Linked DNA regions of Homo sapiens: region 1 is linked to region 2. Evidence: chromatin contacts called from ENCODE Hi-C data. All regions are on one chromosome and are shown on one strand. The core of a region is the stretch at or near the end of the contact, and the rest is flanking DNA. Distances in the headings are between cores, read along the strand shown.

Region 1 (4,270 bases), core at 569-3,068, 2.1 Mb after region 2:
CAACACCTGCCAGTCAGCTCCAGTCTAATCTTATTTCCAAAGAGTAAGAGGTAATAAATCCCCAAGTTTTGGATTTAATGAACCAGTAAAACTTCAATAACAACAACAACAAACCTCAGGGAGTAATAGGAGTTGCCAAAATTTTGCTTTGCTAAGTGTGGATTTTCTCTTTCATTACCATCTACGATCACTATGATTACATAAAATTAAGGTTCGTAAAAACAGTTTACAGTGAAAACATTCAAACACACAGATGGAGAACCGCACAGGGAGCACATGAGCCCCCCTTATTCAGCCTCAGTAACTACATCTGACCCATCCTGAGTCACTTCCCATCCCCAGGTAATTCTACAGCAAATCTCAGACCTATGACTTCATCCATAAATAAAAGCATACCAACTCCCGAAAAATGTGTAAGGAAATGATCTCAGAATAAAAGCCATCTACAAAGTGAAGACATCCAGTCGTATTAAAAACTCCCCACAATATCACTGCTTTCGGTTAGGACTCACATCTACCCTGGAAGGTGAGAACTCTGTCATGCACAACCAACGCTTGAGAACCACTTAGGGAGGGGATAAACGAACCTTGGGAGATGTAACCCAGTTTCACTCGAGATAAGTAACTTTGAACTTAACCCACTCCTTAATGTAGATGCAGAGATTTTGAACACAATTTTTCAAGTGGGACAGGTCAATCTCTACTTCACCAATTCCACCTAAAACATTAAGCAATAACCTAAACAACGCTCGCTCGCTCTCTGACGTGTAGGAGCCCGAGACAAGTGTTCCTGTAATCACTAGCAATCCCTCCGACGCACACACCATCCACACTCTACCCAACTCAGGAAGGATGCTCTCTCTTGTCCAAGGACAGCACAGGCCTCATCCACATTTCCACCTGCGCGAACCCCAGCCAGCACCATTTAGGCTCATTCCCGCTCCCTCCTCCTTCTAAAGTCACTTTTCCAGGATGAACTGCAACGGACGCTCGCAGGGTCAACCACGTGCTGGGGAGAGGAGCCCACGGAAGCAGCGGCCTCCCGGGGCCCAGCGCCGCGCTCCAGGGGCCTCCCGGGCGACTCCGCAGCGCCTGCCCCGAGCCCGGCCGCGGACACAGCGACCCGAGCACCTCTCCCCGAGCATGGCTCCGTGGCGAGCGTTACGTAAACGGGGGCGCGCGGAGTCTCCCCTCTCGTGTGTCTGGGTTTGGCGGCCGCCACTCCAGCCCCAGGCCCAGGACCCCCACGCCACCCGCCAGAAGCAGCAGCATCGGAACCGCACCCCGCCCCGGGCTCCATGGCCTCCTCCGCAACCACGAGGAAGGTGCCCGCCCCGGGGCCGCACCCGCCCCGCTGAGCTCTGCGGCCGCACGCGACGCCCTCGCCCTGATTCCGACTTCAACCTCTCCGAAGTTGACCTGAATCCTGCACAGACAGCGGGCCCCGGCGACCCCCATCACCGGCCCGGAGCCCGGGGGACGGCGGAGACCGGCGAGGACAGCCCGGCCCCGGACCCTCCTCGGGAATACCCGGGCTCTGGAGAAGCGAGCTCGCGAGCGGGCGGAGCATCCCGGGTCCTCCTCGGGGACGGCCGAAGCCCTGCGCGGACCCGCGCCCACGTTCTCCCTGAGCGTCCCGGCTGCGCCCGCCAGCCCTTCCCGCGCCCCAGGCCTCGCGGAACCCCCCGCCCCGGTCTCGTCCCCAGGCCTGCGCACCGCCCCGACCCGACCCCAGCCTACCCCGGCCTCTCCGCGGGCGCGCCACAAGCCTACGCAGCCCTGGCGACTCCTTCGGCCCGCGGCCCAGCACGCGCACCATCCGGGCCTCCGGCGCCTCACACACGTGTCACCGCGACGCTTAAAGGCGCCGCACCCAGCGTTCGCGCTGCGCTAACTCCGAAAGGGTTGGGAGGCTTTAAGAGGCGGGGCTAGATTCCGCTAACTCCCTGTCCCCGCCCACCGCCGCTTCCGTGTCGCCTACGTCACCTCCCCATCACGGGACCCCGCCAGCCTACGTGATGACGCAAGTGCGCAGAGCCACAGGCGCTCCCGCCCCTGTGCCGCGGCAGGGTGACGTCTCCGCAGCGCACTAGAGGTGCCGCTACTTCCGGGTCGGCCGAGCACACCTGGCGGCGTGGCGGACGCCTGAAGTGTGACAGTGGCGCGCGCCCCCGCCCCAGAACGGGGACTCGAGGGACTTTGCCCACCCCTGCAACAGCCCTCCCGCGCTGTCTCCCGGGCAGGGAGAAGGCTGGGCTCCCCCACCTGCCCCTGGCCGTCAGGTGGCTGTGGAGAAGCGGAGGCGCGGGCGCTCGGCCTTAACGTCCCGGGCTCTGGGGCCATCCGTGACTCCCACACGCGGAGCACCTGCAGTTTGGGGAGGGAGGGATCTGGGAGCGATCGGCCAAAGCCTGGGGCTGCCGAGGAAATGGCTCTTCGGAATTAGGGATCTGAGAGTGTGAGATTTGACCTTTGTAGGCTGGTGGCGGCTGTGCAATCTCTAGCTCCACCCACTCCCTCCAAAAGCTTTGTCCTCTGACAGCTCTGCGAAGGTTTTAGCTGAGTATTTGTGAGCACGTATTTCTTTTGCAGTATTTTTAAAAATCCTCTTGATCTGAGGCAACTTCGCTGGCTTCCTCCCCATTCCCTTGGGCAGGTTGAGAGTGTTGGTTCCTGGCCTGACCTCAGAAACTCAGAGAAGCACAGGATGGGCATAAACTACTTTATCCAAAAGGCAGAACTTTGCAAACACAGTCGTATCTGCTGTGTCTTTTTTGATGTAAGTAGGAATGATGAGTAGGGTGAAGTCACAGGTAAACAACCCAAAACGAATTTCCATGCCCTCCCCACGGATCCTAAAGCAGGGACTGGAGATGGGGAGAGAGGCTAGATGTACTTGGAACAAAATTCACCTTGTATTTATTACCTGGGCGCTGGTGTTTTTTGAAAAAAGCAAACAAGATAACCATATTAGTCTGATGCTGAGACTATGCCCTATCTGTAAGAATCCTTGGGCTGGGCGCGGTGGCTCACCCTTGTAATCCCAACACTTGGAGGCCAAGGTGGGCGGATCACCTGAGGTCAGGAGTTCGAGACCAGCATGGCCAACATGGTGAAACCCCGTCTCTACTAAACATACAAAAATTAGCTGGGTGTGGTGGTGGGCGCCTGTAATCCCAGCTACTCAGGAGGCTGAGGCACGAGAATCCCTTGAACCTAGGAGGCGGAGGTTGCAGCGAGCTGAGATGTCGCCACTGCACTCCAGCCTGGGCGACAGAGCGAGACTCCGTCTCAAAAGAAAAGAAAAGAAAAGAAAAAAAGGCAGGGCACAGTGGCTCACGCCTGTAATCCTAGCACTTTGGGAGGCCGAGGCAGGCAGATCGCTTGAGGTCAGGAATTCCAGACCAGCCTGGCCAACATGGTGAAAACCTGTCTCTACTAAAAATACAAAAATTAGCTGGGTATGGTGGCGCACGCCTGTAATCCGAGCTACTAGGGAGGCTGAGACAGGAGAATCGCTTGTACCTGGGAGGTGGAGGTTGCAATGAGCTGAGATCGTGCCATTGCACTCCAGCAGCCTGGACAACAGAGCAATACTTGGTCTAAAAAAAAAAAAAAGAAAGAAATGCAACGTAGGTCTCTCACGAAATTAGCCCAAATCTTCAGCCATCTTCTACAGGCTGTGAAACCAGGAGAGGAATTGAGTCCATCTTACCTTGACCTCCCAGGCAGGGAGCGGACCAGGTAATTTTTGGGTGACAATACAACTATTCTGTTAATGCACCTTTTTCTTGAGGTAAGTTCTAATGTGATCCGTTTTGGTTACAGCTTTCTATAACAGAATATTTTATTCTTTCATCTTTAATGTTTCTCTAGTTTTCTCTTTTAGGATTTAGAGATCATTCAGTCTCATCTCAAATATTTCAATTTCCATGTGGTTCTTTCATAAACATTTATCCACAGTGAGCCTGCCCTGCATTCTTTGGGTGTGGCTGACAGTTGCAGCCACCCTCAGGTCTGCGGGGGTGGGTGTGTTGCCCCTGAACTGCAATAGCAGAATTTCTCCCTAGCCTGGCAGGGGAGTGCAATCGTGGACTTGCTTTTCCACCCGCTGGGGTTGCATTTCATAGGTGCCGAGTGCCTGGGGGGCCCAGGCCTTTTCACATGAGGGTTTTCAGCCCAGATGTCCCTCCTGCTCTAGGGGAACCCTTCACATCAGTCAGGTGACTTGCTGGACTGGTAGAGCCTCTGCCATCAGCCTCTGATGCAA
Region 2 (4,304 bases), core at 837-3,336:
CAAAATAAGAAAAATCAGCTGGGGCGGTAGCTCACGCCTGTAATCCCAGCACTTTGGGAGGCAGAGGTGGGTGCATCACCTGAGGTCAGGAGTTCAAGACCAGCCTGACCAATACGGTGAAACCCCATCTCTACTGAAAATACAAAAATTAGCCGGGTGTGGTGGTGGGCACCTGTAATCCCAGCTACTCAGGAGGCTGAGACAGGAGGATTGCTTGAACCCGGGAGGCGGAGGCTGCAGTGAGCTGAGATTGCGCCACTGCACTCCAGCTTGGACGACAGAGGGAGACTCCATCTCAATGAAGAAAAAAAAAAGAAAAAAAAAGAAAAATCACTAATGTGGTTTATTGCTGGACTTTATTAAAACCTCCCTTAGAGATCAGTGCTTCAACCATAGCTGCACATTCAAGTCACCTGAAGAGCTTTCAGAAATTCTGATGCGCAGGCATCACCCGAATTAAATCAGTCTCCCCAGTAGGGCCCAGGCAGGCCTCAGGAGCCCCCTAAATGAGTTCAATGTACAGCCGAGGGAGTACTCACTGTTTCCAAAAAAGATTAGCAACTGAACTCAGCGAGCAAATGCTGTTGTAGATAAGATTTTAACCACAGGCCGGGCGCGGTGGCTCACACCTGCAATCGCAGCACTTTGGGAGGCCGAGGCGGGCAGATCACCTGAAGTCGGGAGTTCGAGACCAGCCTGACCAACATGGTGAAACCCCGTCTCTACTAAAAATACAAAATTAGCTGGGTGTGGTGGCGCATGCCTGTAATCCCAGTTACAGGAGGCTGAGGCAGGAGAAGCGCTTGAACTCGGGAGATGGAGGTTGCTGTGAGCCGAGATCGCACCACGGCACTGCAGCCTGGGCTACAAGAGTGACGCTCTGTCTCAAAAAAAAAAAAAAAAAAAAAAGAAAAGGATTTTAACCACTTAGCTGCAGAATACTTTACCTGTAAGGGGGCCTGCGCTTCTCCCCAGCATACTGGAAAAGGTCATCAGTGAAAAACTTTGGCACCTTGTAGTCTTCCAAAAGTTTCCTTCTTTTAGGGTGTTCACCATAGCTGCTGTCAAAGATGTAAAGGGGACTATCATCTCGAGTGCTCTCCATGTACTCGATGTAGTATTTCATCTTCATCTTCACTGAGTAGCCATCGTTATCCTCACCACACTTGAACTTCTGGTTCCGATATTTCCTTTTTAGGCGCTCCAGAGTCCATTTCTCCTGCGCAGACCAGCCCTCTTGCGCATTCAACAAAACCACGGGCTTGTAAGGTCTTTCATACCGCTCCACAAATTCTTCCACAGACAGCTGTAAAGCATCTGCCCTTTCCACGTTATCCTGAGGGAATTAAAAAAGACCTGTCCAGTTAAAAAAAAAAAAAAAGTCCAGTGGCAGATAAGGGTGTCCCCAAGGCCAACTGGTAATGACAAACCGAAGGAAGTTGACTCTCGTCTGGCTCCTCCGGGGTGGGGGCAGGGCGCGTGCGTGAGGCCACGTCGTTCCTAGAGCCACCCCCCATGAGCCTTGACAGCCAGGTCCCCTAGGGGACCCGCCGCCCAAAGGAGTCAGGGACGACGGGCCTTCTAGTTGAGAGCGCCACAGGCGTGGGACTCCCGTCGTCCGCCAGAGCAGACGGGCGGCCACAGCACGGGAGGAAGCAGACCCGCCCCGGAATCCGCGCCTCGGGGACCCCAAACTCCGCGGGGTGCGGGTGAGCCTCTACGAGGTCCCGGGCGCTCGGGGCGAGGGCAGCCTCGGGCCCAGAGAAAGGTGCGTAGCGGCTGGAGGTGCCGATGCCCGGCCTGGCCACCCCCGCCCGACCCGCTCACCGCCACGGCCGCCGGGCTCAGCGAGAAGCTCTCGTAGTAGTTGTGCCGGGTCCAATCCAGCGAGTCCTTGAGCTCCGGCCGCGCACTCCGCTTGGCCTCGCGGATGCGCTTCTTGCTCTTGTGGTTCATTCTGCGGGGTCGCCAGCTGGTTCCGCTACGACCTCGGCGCAGCCCGCTTCCTGACACTAACGCACCCCTCCCCGGCCTGGGCGGCGGCGACGGCAGTACCCAAACGCCCTTCGCTCAGTCCCGGCGCCTTTAAAGTCGCCTTCCAGAAAATTCACTCCCCAGCCACCTCCCGAGCCTCGGGTTGGGCAAGCGGCCGCCGTCTTCCCCGCCCCGACGCCTCTCGCGGTTTTCCATTGGCTTTGGCTCCCCTGGGGTACTCCTTCACATACGGCGGGCCTCCGCCATGTTGGGAAGGTCACGTCGGCTGCGTCACCGCCCCGCCCCGCCCCGCCCCTCCCCTCCCGCGCTGCCGCTGTGCCCATCACTTCCGGTCGCGCCAGCCGCCCGTTGCCAGTTCTGCGCGTGTGAGTCTCTTTCGCCTTGCTCCGGGCTTTCTTCGCTCGCAGCGCGGCAGGGTTATCACCAGATCTGGGCTTTCCCCTTCTTGCCGTCAGGTGCTACGGCCACGTGGCCCGCGGCTTCCCGCTCGCGCAGTCTGGCAGCCCGGAGCCTTCCGCGGTCCCCCGCCCGCCCGGGGCCCAACGACGCCCTACTGGGCGAGCACGATTTCCGAGGACAGGGGGTCCGGGCCCAGCGCTTTCGATTCTCGGAGGAGCCGGGTCCGGGGGCCGACGGGGCTGTCCTGGAGGTCCACGTCCCGCAGGTGCGTGCAGCAGCACCCGCCAGGAGGCGCCTGAGGTCAGGAGCGGATGTCGGCTGACTTGGCTGGGTTCCTGAGGGACCGGGGGTGCGGACGCTCAGCTGCGCAGCTTCCTGCTTTAGGTTGACCCCCGGAGCAAAAACGTCGGATATGAAGCCCTTCGGTGCATTAAATGTCTCTCAGTAAGAATTTTGGAGACCCTGCCAAGAAGTGACCCTGGTCACTATGTTGGTCAGGCTGGTCTCGAACTGTAAGCTTAAGTGATCCTCCTGCCTCGGCCTCCCAAAGTGCTAGGATTACAGGCATGAGCCACTGCGCCGGGCCGGCTTTCTCCACATCGAATCTTTCCTGCCAGGAAAGTGACATTCTTGACTGACCTCTAATGCTTCTTTTGATCTTGTCCAAGGGTTTCTTGATTCATCCTTATCTCTCACTTTTGTGTGAGTTTTGGGATCAGGGTTTCCAGTTTTATTTGGTGCCCAAAGTGTTTCTTGGGTTGGACCTCGCTTCTTCCTCTAAGCTCACAGCTACAACAAAACTCTCAATAATAATTCTTTTTCTTTTCTTTTTTTTGAGACACTGTCTCGCTCTGGCGCCCAGGCTGGAGCGCAGTGGCGCGATCACAGCTCACTGCAACCTCCAACTCCCGGATTCAAGTGATCCTCCCGCCTGCCTAAGTGCTGGGATTGCAGGAGTGAGCCACCATGCCCTGCCTGTCTTCGGTTTTTCAAAGCACTTTCACTTTGCAGTATTTCATTTGGTTTTAACACCAGCCTGTGAGGCATGTCCCATGCTAAAGAAACAGCTTTAGAGAAGTTAAATGGGAGGCGGAGGCGGGAGGATCGCTTGGGACCAGGAGTTCCAGACCAGCCTGGGCAATATAGTGATACTACGTCTCTACAAAAAGTAGAAAAATTAGGCATCGTGGCTTGTGCCTGTAGCCCCAGCTACTCCGGAGGGTGAGGTGGGAGGATTGCTTGAGCCCGAGAGGTCGAGGCTGCTGTGAGCTATGATCAGGCCACTGCACTCAGGCATGAGCAACAGAGCAAGACATTGTCAAGAAGAAAAAAAAAAAAAAAGACTGGAGTGGAGGCTATTTCTGATTGTTTCCAAACAGCTTCACTTTTTTTTGCTAACTGCAACCTCAACCTCTGGGCTCAAGTGATCCTCCCACCTCAGCCTTTCAAGTAACTGAGACTACAGGCATTGGCCACCACACCCAATCTGGCTTCACGGATTTTTTTTTTTTTTTTTGGAGATGGAGTCTCGCTCTGTCACCCAGACGAGTGCAGTGGCACAATCTCAGCTCACTGCAACCTCCGCCTCGTGGGTTCAAGTGATTCTCCTGCCTCAGCCTCCCAAGTAGCTGGGATTATAGGCGCCCACCACCATGCCTGGCTAATTTTTGTATTTTTAGTAGAGACGGGGTTTTGCCATGTTGGCCAAGCTGATCTTGAACTCCTGACCTCAGGTGATGCACCTGCCTCGGCCTACCAAAGTGCTGGGATTACAGGTGTAAGCCACCGCTCCCGGCTGGCTTCACGTTTAAATACACTTGCATTTCTTCCTAAATGTAGGGGGTGATGATATTGCCTGTGAGAATAGAAGCCTCTTTCCTTTTTTTTTTTTTTTTTTGGAGTTGGAGTCT

What was found. Hi-C counts contacts between places; a loop is a spot of excess contacts on that map. Pooled maps may share reads with other maps.
Region 1: a pooled map shows a loop between it and region 2 (8-fold over the local background). The contact joins the promoter of USP36 here to the promoter of JMJD6 in region 2. A Hi-C loop is called at or near these places in 2 of 168 maps with a recorded cell type or tissue (B cell and CD8-positive, alpha-beta T cell), 2 of 37 single-sample maps with no recorded cell type and 11 of 50 pooled maps.

The regions. Positions count from the first base shown.
Region 1 is chr17:78,838,996-78,843,265 of GRCh38, forward strand. It overlaps USP36 (ubiquitin specific peptidase 36), which reads right to left and starts at 1,819. Exons shown (of 21, transcript NM_001385174.1): 1 at 1,741-1,819. It overlaps LOC124904067 (a long non-coding RNA gene), which reads left to right and starts at 2,119. Exons shown (of 2, transcript XR_007065923.1): 1 at 2,119-4,270. RefSeq lists enhancers at 1-302, 1,897-2,086 and silencers at 1,227-1,746, 2,207-2,306.
Region 2 is chr17:76,724,520-76,728,823 of GRCh38, forward strand. It overlaps JMJD6 (jumonji domain containing 6, arginine demethylase and lysine hydroxylase), which reads right to left and starts at 2,087. Exons shown (of 6, transcript NM_015167.3): 1 at 1,828-2,087; 2 at 948-1,336. The coding sequence starts at 1,956. METTL23 (methyltransferase 23, arginine) reads left to right here and starts at 2,320. Exons shown (of 5, transcript NM_001080510.5): 1 at 2,320-2,659. RefSeq lists enhancers at 1,960-2,589, 3,220-3,848 and silencers at 2,011-2,140, 2,251-2,700.